Linked DNA regions of Homo sapiens: regions 2 and 3 are each linked to region 1. A link is a contact called in ENCODE Hi-C or POLR2A ChIA-PET data. All regions are on one chromosome and are shown on one strand. The core of a region is the stretch at or near the end of the contact, and the rest is flanking DNA. Distances in the headings are between cores, read along the strand shown.

What was found. Hi-C counts contacts between places; a loop is a spot of excess contacts on that map. ChIA-PET counts read pairs that join two places held with the same protein, here RNA polymerase II (POLR2A). Pooled maps may share reads with other maps.
Region 2: a pooled map shows a loop between it and region 1 (17-fold over the local background). The contact joins the promoter of USP9X here to the promoter of CHST7 in region 1. A Hi-C loop is called at or near these places in 1 of 37 single-sample maps with no recorded cell type and 5 of 50 pooled maps. POLR2A ChIA-PET finds 5 or more read pairs at or near these places in 1 of 52 experiments (T-cell).
Region 3: a loop to region 1 is called in a pooled map, with 7 times the contacts of the local background. The contact joins the promoter of DDX3X here to the promoter of CHST7 in region 1. A Hi-C loop is called at or near these places in 1 of 37 single-sample maps with no recorded cell type and 6 of 50 pooled maps. POLR2A ChIA-PET finds 5 or more read pairs at or near these places in 1 of 52 experiments (activated B cell).

The regions. Positions count from the first base shown.
Region 1 is chrX:46,571,879-46,575,443 of GRCh38, reverse strand. It overlaps CHST7 (carbohydrate sulfotransferase 7), which reads right to left and starts at 1,679. Exons shown (of 2, transcript NM_019886.4): 1 at 21-1,679. The coding sequence starts at 1,512. The coding sequence ends at 52. RefSeq lists silencers at 432-491, 612-661.
Region 2 is chrX:41,083,557-41,087,121 of GRCh38, reverse strand. It overlaps USP9X (ubiquitin specific peptidase 9 X-linked), which reads right to left and starts at 1,677. Exons shown (of 45, transcript NM_001039591.3): 1 at 1,013-1,677. RefSeq lists silencers at 483-942, 1,643-2,022, 2,453-2,522 and enhancers at 1,067-1,604, 2,143-2,682, 2,432-2,726.
Region 3 is chrX:41,332,110-41,335,674 of GRCh38, reverse strand. DDX3X (DEAD-box helicase 3 X-linked) reads right to left here and starts at 1,513. Exons shown (of 17, transcript NM_001356.5): 1 at 1,378-1,513. The coding sequence starts at 1,422. RefSeq lists an enhancer at 1,883-2,112 and a silencer at 2,203-2,692.

The sequences.
Region 1 (3,565 bases), core at 430-2,929:
CTTGCCCCGGGCCACCTTACCCGGATCCGTGCCGGGGACAGGGATGGGAGGCTACGTGGCGCCGTCGGCATCCATCTCCAGCGGCGTCTCCCCTTCCCTGGGCTGCTCCGCGTCGCCCTCCTCTCCGCTGCGAGGGTAGGCGAGCAGACGCATGGCTGGAGCGCAGGCGGCCTCCACCTGGCGCACCTGCTCTCGGCTCAGGCGCTCGCGCCAGGCGTGCACCGCCTCCCGGGCGTCGCGCGCTGACAGGTGGAAGGGCCGGTCGGCGCCGTAGGCCGCGCCGCGAGTCATGTTGAGCGCGAAGGCATCGAGCGCTGCGAGCGCGCGTAGCCCGGAGAAGCGCAGCAGGCGGCGCAGCTGGGCGCGTGGCTGCCGCACCAGGTCCTCATAGCGCAGCCTCAGGTAGCGGCGCCGCAGCCAGGCGGGCGCGCCGCGCGCGAAAAGCAGATCGCGCAGCCAGGCTTCGCAGATCACCTCGAGCGCACCGGTCAGGAAGAAATCGGCGCGCGGCGCGGCGGGCAGCGCGCGAGACTGGCCCCCGGGGCGAGCACCCACGCCGTGCGCCAGCAGCACACGGTGGAAGCGGTCGCCCCTCTGGCGGGTGCGCAGCACCTGGATGCTCTCGCGCAGCAGTCCCTGCCTAGACTTGAGGCGCGAGTTGTGCACCGCCCTCGGGTCGCGGAAAAGCTGCACCACCTTCAGGTTGAGGCCTGGATCACGCAACAGGGGCACCAGCACGCCCAGATCGAGCAGGCGCACGTCCTTGATGACCACCACCGGGTACTTTCGGCACTCGGCCTCCAGGGCGCGTATCGCCACGGGTGGGCAGCTGCGCTCGCAGGCGGTGTCCTCGACGAGGCCCACCTCGGCCCGGGCACGGGGTGCGCCAGGACACAGTGGCGGCGAGCAGATGACCTTGTTAGTCCGCCAGCGGAAGAGGGCGGCCGTGGTAAGATTGGCCGTGTCCGGGGCGCGCGCAGCGGGGTCCCCCGGCGGCGCGTACAGCCGCAGCACGGAGAAGTCGCAGCGGAAGAGCGAACGCAGCATGTCGCGCAGCGCGCCCTGCAAGCTCTCGGCGTCGCCCGGATACAGCGCCTGCCATAGATGCCACATGGGCTCATACAAGTAGAAAACGTCCGGGTGCTGGTTAAAGAGTTCGCCCAGGAAGGACGAGCCGGTGCGCCAGGTGGCATGCACGTAGATGTGCTGCTTCTCGCGAGACACTGCCTCCCCGACAGCGCCGCTGAGGTTGCTTGGGAACCGAGGAGACTGGTTCGCGCCCCCTTCCTCGGCGGCCCGCGCCTCCGCTCCCTGCTCGCGTTCGCCGGCCGCCGCCGCCTCCAGGCTCCACACTCCCAGGCTGCGCTGCAGGCCGGGGCAGTGCTCGGCGCCCTTGTCCCCGTCGCGGCCGCCGTCCAATACGGAGGGGACGAGCAACAGCACCAGCGTGTACAGCACCAACAGCAGCGCGAACTTGCAGTACTCTCGGCGTCGCCGCCGCCGGCCCTTCATCGTTCACCGACCCTCCAGAGCGGGTCGGGCGCCAGTCTTCTCCCGTTCCTCAGAAATCCCGTGCCAGGTCCGCTCCTGTGGCCTCTCCCGGCCCCTCTGCGCCGGGAGGAGCAGAGCCGCGGGGCCGCGCATCCACAAGGGGAAACTTGGAAGGCGGTGGTGCTACTGACGGCGCCCCTGCCCTCTCGGCTTAGCAGCCGGAGAGCCGCCTATTGGCCGGCTTGGCAGCCGCCCGCCCCGCCTTTCTGCCCGCCTGGGTTCGCCCACGGCTCTGCCAGATCTGGGCGGGGCTGTAGCGGGGCTGGGACGCCGGCTTACCCAGCCAGACCCCCACCTTTCCCCAAACCCTCCGTAATGAAGTCTTCATCAATGACTTCAGGCAAAGGAGGGGCCTGTGTGTACAGAATGTACCCAGTAAAGGGCCATAGACCCCACCCGGAGAAGGTCACTGCCTCTTCTGTTTTATGTCCCCTGCCTAGCCATCGCTATCCTAGGCAGATAAACACTCGCCACTATACATCCAGCGCCCCCATCAGCCCTGGAGTGGGTGTTACTGAGTTCCGGACTGAAAGATAGAAGATTGTACGTGGCAGAGCGGTCCAGGGGGGTTGGAGATACTACTGCATCCACGCAGCACATTTCATAAAGTCTAGCCTTTGTGAAATTCTAAGTGTTGTGTTCCTTAGGGTTTCACCAGCTGATGGGCTCTGCACATTTTACCAATACTCTGGGGCCCAGTTTGGTCATTTGTAAAATGTGAATAATTCTTAGTACCCATGTACCTCCTGGGATTGCGAGATTTGGGGGTTGTTACCACAGTATAACCCAGCCTATTCTGACACCTATGAGCAAAAGACATTTACAGAATCAAAGTGGTAGAATGGTGACCTTTCTCAGGAGCTCGGTGTTTAAAAGGACCCGTAAGAAGAAATGTGTACCCAAAGATAGATGAAAAAGAGACAGGAAGTCCAACAGGCAGATGAAGACTAGAGTTACTAAAATTCAAAACAGAACCAAAAAAGATACATTTTGCTCTGTTTCATCAGGCTAATGAATAAGGAAGTGAGAGCTTCCTTTCACCAGCTTGGGGAAGGTGTTGTAAAGTTAATAAAACATAGAAAGCATATCTACTTATCTCCACCAGGGGAAGGTGTTCAAATTGGAAGAGTGAGAACATATGCAATGCTCTCCACTGGTCTTTTTCATCACGGAAGCTACTCCACCTGTGAAACCACTGACTCAAGCATTTCGTTTTCTTTCCACAATTCCCCTCTTCTTCCAGCCAGTTGTTCAAATCTTCCCTATTCTCCAACCTCCACTTTTTGACCACCACCCCCACTTTCTTCTCAATTTTTCATATTCAGCTGAAAGATGCCATACCATTATTTTAATAACACTCCCTCCAATAAGCTAAACTCACGTGCCCTCTGCCTTTTCATTACTCATCTAGCAAAATCCCCCAAACCCTGCTTTTGGCTTTCTCTGTGCCTGCAAACACCACTGCGAAACATTTCTCCACAGGTGTGAGCCAGGCACAGTGGCTCACGCCTGTAATCTCAGCACTTTGGGAGCCCACAGAACAGATCAGCATCAAGATAACCTCATAATCATCAACCTGAAATGGTTGCTGAAATCTTAGGTTCTTCATGTCACTTCCCAGTCTCCAGTTCCATTATGATGATTTCAAACCTTCTCTAGTCTCCTCAGACTTCTGATACCCCTCTTCCCCCACCCACCTCTTCTCAGCACATGACCTTACTGCCTACTTCATAAAGAAACCATGTTAGACGATCTCTCACTTTTCCACTACCAAACTCATATATGCATTGACCTCTGTACACATCTCGTTTATAGCAAGGATATGATTTTGCAATATTAATCTACAACTTTCCCTTCTGTTTTCACTTTTCCCTCCTCTCTGGCTTTTTTAAAAAGCTTTGAGACAGGGTCTGGCTCTGTCACCCAGGCTGGAGTGCGGTGGCACTATCACCACTCACTGCAGCCTCAACCTCTCAAGCCCAAGCGATCTTCCTACCTCAGCCTCCCAAGCAGC
Region 2 (3,565 bases), core at 428-2,927, 5.5 Mb after region 1:
TACACCTGTAAACTGCACCGTGTAAATTCAATTAACGTTGTAACTATGGAACTTCCAAAAAATAACATGCTTAATTTAAGCAGGTTCTACTAGAAATTTTGCAAATTCTCGTGTAAGTTCTAGTCGCTACAGAAATCCACACAAATAATTTAAGAAGCCATCTACACACCTGCTGTATAACTCTTTAACTTATTTCACAATGAATGAAAAATCAGCCATTTATCCAACCCTAAGCCTCACGTCACAAGAATCTGAAGACCTGATCACTACCAAACTCGCACATGCTAATATTTGCAGAAACAGTTAAAAATAGAAAGGTAATAGGTCCAAGCTAGCTTGGAAGCGATTTCTGCATTCAAAAACCCCTTTCACGGCTTTGGCCCTCTGCAAATAAAGCGGGGCGAAGGAGGTGTAGGAGGCCGATAACCCAGCTCCCACTCCAGGAGCCCAGGGCCGGGGAGAAACTGCGGGTTATCGCGGGAGGGTGGGGGGAGGCGGACAAGTCGTCAGGCCTGATAGCCAGGCGTAGCCGAGGCCTAGCTCCCCAGCTCCAAATCACTCCACCTCAGTAATGGCGTTTGGTGTCAAGTGGAACCAGACCGGGTAGGAAAGCGGCCGCCGGGCGGGGGGCGGCCAGCCCCCAAACCGACCCGGCCCCCGGGTGCGGACGGCGGGGGGGCTGCCCGCCACGCCCGGAGACTCCATCCTCCTACTCGGCCCCAGACAGGACGGGAAGGGGGAGGAGGGGGAGGGACGGAGCCGTCAGCCATTTTCCCTTACAGTCCAAAACACACAGACACGCTCTCGGGACACCGGCTCCACACACAACACGGGCCCGCGCGCCCGCCCAGCCCGGGCCGGAGGAGGGGGAACGGGGAAGCCCCAGCCTGGCCGGCAGCCGCCGAGGGAAGAGGCTCGCACACACGCACACCCCCCTCGCCCTCCTCCCCTCACCCACATCCAGCTGTTGGCCCCGGGAAAGAGCGTCGCCCCAGTGCAGCTGGCCACTCACCGCACGACACAGACGTCTTCTCACAACCAGGGCACACGGAGGCGGGAGGCACCAGGCGACGGTGGGGCTCGGTCCCGGGACGAGACCTACCCTGGGTGCATCCCAGGCCCGGGGGTGACCGGCAACAAAGTGTATCGAAAGGCTGCGGCGGCCGGGCTCGGGGCTGCGGGCGTCTCAACCAAAAGGCTGCACACCGGCGCCGGAACTCGCTCCTCGCCGCGCCCGCCTCCTCCTCCTCCTTGGCCGGCGACGGCCCTCTTCCCCTTCTCCCCTCAGGCTGGGGCTCTCGCTGAGCTCAGACGGGCTCCGGGCGGTGCGTTTCTCCTGCGTCACCTCCTCCTGCTCCTCCTCCTGCAGCGACGGCTTCACCTTCCCCTAGTCGCCGCCTCTGTCCCCGCTCCAGGCCTGGTGGCTTTGAAGTAGCTCGCTCCTCGCTCCCGGCGCCGACCCAAGCACCGGGCGCTAAGGCGGCCGCCTCCCGTGAGAGAGAGGCGGCGGCGGCGGGCTCCCGCGAGGCCCGGGAGCTGTGTAAGGCGGGGAGGGGCTAGGCGCGACAGAGGCCCTGACGGGGCCGGGTGCGGAGAGGTTGCGGCTCCGGCGGCGGCGGAGACTAGCGTCCGCAGCCGCGGATGCCCGTCCTCGTCAATATGGCGGATCCGGCAAACCAAAAAAAAAAAAACCGCTCGGCCAGTGGCGGCGGCGGTAGCGGCGACGGCGGCAGCAGCGGTGGCGGCGGCGGCGGCGGCGCAGACTCCCACTAGCCCCAGAGCCGCCCAAGACCCGAAGTTCTCCGCCCCCGTCAGGGCCCGCCCCTTTCAGGCCCCTCCTTTCGGCCCTCCCCCTGCTCCTGCCCAGCCCCCTCCCGCTCAGCTGCCCCCTCTTCTCTCCCTCCACCCCGGGCCGTCAAGGCTGGGAGAGCAGCGCGAGCCGCTGAGGGGGCCGGGCTTCGGCGCGAGCCGCCGGGAACCCGGAGAGCTAGGGTGGGGGAGGGGAAGACAATGCGGTAAAGATTGTTCGCGCAGTACTGTTTCTTCCGGCTGGCCCCTTCAGGGTCGTGCTACGGCCAGAAATCCTGTTCCATGCCCCTCGGCTCAGGAGCGGGACGAGGGCAGAGGTGGCTCTAGGACCGAAGTTGGGGAAGGGAGGCCCGAAAAGATCTGGCACACCACTCGGGAGGGGCTGGGCGGCAGGGACTGGCGGGGTGTGTGGCCACGACAGGGTTAATCGCGTGAGCCGCAGCCGCGTCGCTCATAGTTTGACTCGGGCCGCTTGTTTTTGTTCCATTGTGAACCGTAGCCCCGCCGACAAGAACCCGGATGATGACGTCACCGGCCTCCCCCTTTTCCGGGACCGTGGGGGGAGGGGCGCGGAAAGATGAGATCTCGAGACCACGCGCTGGGCGGTCGCCGCCGCGGTGCCTGGAGGTCCCGGCGGTGCAGCTGACCCGCGTCACGTGACGCACGAGCTGGCCGGGCCACTGGCTGCGGGGGCGCGAGGTCCCGAGGGCCTGGCCACCTGCTTGGCGCCGATAGGGGGAAGGTGTGGCTATCTCCCGCAGCGGAAGGAGGGGGCGTGGGGAGTGAGGTCCTTTTCCCCACCCCGCGAGGGAGGTGCTCTGAGAAACTCTTTCACACGATCATGCATCATCACTACCTCAAAGCGTTTAGGCGTCCTCAAAGCGTTTAGGCGTCCTCACAGCCTAGCTGACGGGACTGACCACCTTTTTGGCCATAGGAGCCCTTCAAACAGACCAGCAAAGAAAAAAATTATAAAGTGCCCCAGACGGCTTAGCGAATAGGCCGTACTTGATGTGGCAAGATTAGCCTCCATTGCCAGATCATCAGCACAATTCGGTGTTAGGACCCGGAAGAAACTTATGAACCCATCCGCTGTGTCATGGACTATTTTCTACATGTTTATATTCCAAAGTGCGGGCATAGGAAAAACTTAGGCTAATCTCAAATTAATGGGGTGCTTGGAACAAATCTGTACAGTCTACCTAGGATGCCCAAATGAAGAGGAAATTAACAGTTCCTAATTTACAGATTTCCTTTTGACTTAAAAAATACCTGTGGACATCAAATGGCATGCAAAATCATAGTAAAACCCTACAAACCGAGATCTATTTTATAGAGAAGAGGGTTGAATTTAGTTATGCTATGATTATATCAGTTTGTAATAAAAGACTGTTAAAAATGGAACCAAACTAATGTAGGTGACAGTGAAAGCAAGTTATTGGTATCTTAAATTTTTAAACCATTTCTCTATTTAGCACAAGATTGTTTACAAATTTTTCACCACAAATTATCTAATAGGGTATCCAAGATGTATCATTCATAGCCCTAATAACTCTTAGCATATGTTACCTTGTTTTTATAATTATTTCCATGAATCATTTGCTTCCCCACTAGCTCATGGGCTTCTAAAAAGCAGACACGACCACCCGCGTACACTATAGGCTGTTATTTTCTATTTTAGATAAGGAAACAGAAAGGGTAAATGATTTGCCCGAAGTCAGGATTGGAAAGTGTTGAACACTGGTCTTTTAACCCT
Region 3 (3,565 bases), core at 264-2,763, 5.2 Mb after region 1:
TTCAATTAATTTGTGCCACTAAACTTCGTCTCAGGATTATTCCGGAGTTTGTGAAATCAACGCTCCCCTAATCACAGTAGACAGTAGTTTATTTAAAAGCTCCGCATAACCCACACAAGAGCTTATCTGAAGCCTGGTGCCACTGTTGCGGTGGGATGCAGACTTCCTGCCACCAAAGTCCATAACCTTCTCCTCTCAAATCACACATCTTTCTCTCCTCTGCCCCTAAACCCTTAGAAGAGGGGATTCTGGCTAAGAGAAAAAACCCGGGGGCCTGGGACCCATTGCAAGATTCTACTCCACAGATAGCAACAAGTCAACAACAAAACTGTTTACTTCCCCCCTAAGCCGGGTGTTTTTCCAATGGCGGATTCCTGGATCACAGTCACTAACACGAAGACACTACCACAACCCGCGATGACCCCTCCACCCCAGAAAAACAACGCGGGACTCCCGGCTAACATACCACACAGGGACAATCTGGGGCAAGCAAGGAGGAGAAAGGGCCTCGCTGGCTCCCTAACCTCCCCGCCACGTCCAACCTCTATCTCCAGGGCCCAGCGCGCAGCGGCCAATTCCTGCCTCCCCTCCCCGCCCCCACCCCTCCCCCACTCCTCCCCAATCTTCTGCGTCACAAAACTTTCCACTCCGGAAACGCAGCCTCCCCGGCTGCGGCGCAGGGCCCCCGGACCCTGCGGAACCTGGGCTGAAGCGAAAAAGCCAGCGGAAGGAACCCGGGAAAAAACAAGAAACCCATTCCATCCTCCTTTCCAGGCCTTCGCCCGCCCGAGACCCGCCGTCTCCCGGAGGTGAGCCACAGCGCCGCCCAGCACCACACAAAAGAGGCCGCCGCCATTACCCCGAGCGAAGGCCGCCCCCTCCCACATTCCTGGGCCGCGTTCTACCCCTTGCTCGCAGGCACGCAAACACCGGGTGCCGCCAGGTCCTCCGGACGGGAATCCAGGCTGCGCCAGCCGTGAAGGCCGAAGCCCTCCAAGCCAAAAGGGCCTCCAGTCGCGTCCCGCCGCGCTGCGCACTCCCGCAAACCCCCCCAGGTCACTAATCAGTCGGGATTCGCGCATGCGCGTCCCCGCGAGAGCGCGCGCACTTCCTCCCCCTCCGCCCGCCTGCGCACGCACACACAAAAGCCGCCATTGTGCTCGTCCCGGGGACAATACAGCGGGCCGAGACCGGGCCCGGGCGACAGCCCCAACCAACATTCCTATCCCTCTATAGCCCCGGGGCACTCACACCCGCCAGCCCGGGGCACCCAGAAAATGAAAAGTAAGGGTGCCGGTTAGCGCTGCGCCATTAGCCAGGTTAGGTCAGGGGAGGAATTCACGCAGCAGCCAGCCCGGTGGGGTTCTTGCGGCTCACCTGCTGGTCCAGCCCGAGCGCATTTTCCACTGCCACATGACTCATCCCTGAAGAGTACCGAGAACTCGGAGTCTTCCGCTGCTAAGCGAGTGTTTGTTCCACCGCGAAGGCCCTCTCACGGGAGAACTGCGGCTCTGGAGCGCACCGCGCGGCCACGGATCTAATATACCCGCTGGAAAGCCGGCTACGTCAGCACGTACAACGTGTGCCCTCCCTCTCACACCGCAATTCCCTGTCGCGGCGACTTCTGCCCGGCTACTGCGCGCTCCCTCAGGTCTAAGCTCAAGGGATTTCCTACTTAGTCCTGTCGCCCCTAGCAGTCCTGCCTTGGAGCTTAGGGTGCGAAATGCTGTCCCAGTTCTCTCGAGCTACACTTCCCGTGCTCTCCGCTAAAACCCTAGTCTCAGCCTCGGAGTTCTCGAGATCTCGCGAGAACTTGCGTCTCCCGCTTTCCACCGGCTAAGACGCCTGAAAATGTTAACCTAGGCCTCTTCGCCCCCCTTTCCAACCTTACGCATTCGCTCCCCTTTCCAACTCTATGCACTCAGCTTTCGTTTTTCGTTTTTTTTGTTTTTGTTTTTTTTTTCCTAACACTGGCCTTCACTCTTCTTCCTCTCTCAGTTCCCGGGCTTGGAGATGTGGTGGGATTTCTCCGGTCTAATCTGCCCTCGCTCTTCCGCGGGTAGCCTCCCCTTAGTGGGAGCTAGGCAGATTCCCGAAACTGAGAGGGCGGCAGGCCACGTGACCGTAGGTGTCGCGTGCGGTGGCCATTTTGTGAAGCAGGAAACGGTGGCTTGAATATAGAGTGCTCCGGACGGGGGAGGGGAGGGGAAGAGGAGGAGAGAACAGAGGGAAGGGGAGGAGAGGGAGGGAAAAGAGGGGAGCGGAGTAAGGGGAAAGGAGGAGGGAGGAGGGTAGGATGGTGACCGGGGCGGGAGTCGGGGGGAAATGGAGGGGAGCCGGCGGCGCGCGCAGGTGGCCGGACACCTTCCTGCGCGGTTGCCTAGGCAGCGGGGGCGCCGCCTAGAAACACACAATGGCCCCTCCTGGCCAACCCCCCGACGTGTGCGCGCGCGCCTCCGCCCCCGCCCCCCGCGGTGAGGGAACAATGAGACAGACACGCGCTGATCCGGAACCGCCGCTGGCGCGCCCTCCCGGGACCCCGGCTCTCCGCAGGAATGCGGGCTACATTTGCCCCTAGTTTCCTCCCGCGGGGCGCCCAGCGGCTTAGGGCCGGTGACCACCGGCGTTGCGGGGACCCCGCGGGTGGCGAACGGCTCTTCTAGGGCCCAAGGGTGTCGGGAATGTTTGTAGCCGGTGCAACCTGGGCCTGCCGGAGGGGCTGCAGCGGGGTTACCGGCCTGGGCTCGGGGTGACTCTCAGGCCGCTGCGGTGGATGAGGAACAGGAGGAACCGGGTTTCTACCGTCGGTGGAACCTCTTCCTGTGGTTCCCTCCTAGGCAGGCCACCCCAAGTCCCGGCTTCGGTGCCGCAGGCCCTTAAATAGAAGAAGGTGTTTACTAGTGGATTCCCGGCTTTGAGCCGGCGCCCGCACATCCGTAGTTTCTTATGACCGCTTTCCCCTCTCTTCTGACCCTCAGCCCTACGAAATTAAATAAAACGCAGTGGTTTCCACCACCCCCACAAAAGGTCTTCTGCTGCCAGAATTCAAATAGTTCGTGCTCATCACATAATTTACTATACACATAACTTCTCTCCCTTCTCAATTTTTAAAATCGAGACGGAAATTCGAACGAGATAGGGAGAGAATATCACACTGTCGGGGGCAAGTTGTTTAACGGCTTTGGGTCTCAATTTGCTCATCTATAAAAGGAGTCTGCTACATTCCATAACCCTGTGAAAGACCCAACTCCTTTTCATAACGAGTATTTTCTAACGCCCCCTTTACCTATACTGAAATAACAAAACCTAAATTGTTTATGTAAACCTACAAACACAATTTCAAAAAACATGATCTGTCAACAAACGAAAGCAAAATGATTATAATAAAACAATGTATTATAATATGTAAATGCCGCCGCACAGCTACACTAACTGGTGGGAAGACACTTGCCCAGTAGAGCCACAAATGCAAACTGGAAAGGTGTGTTGATTTCACAACTCAAGTTCCATGAGCAGCATTGCTACTAGGAACCTCATTTTCCAAAATGATGAACTATTAATAATT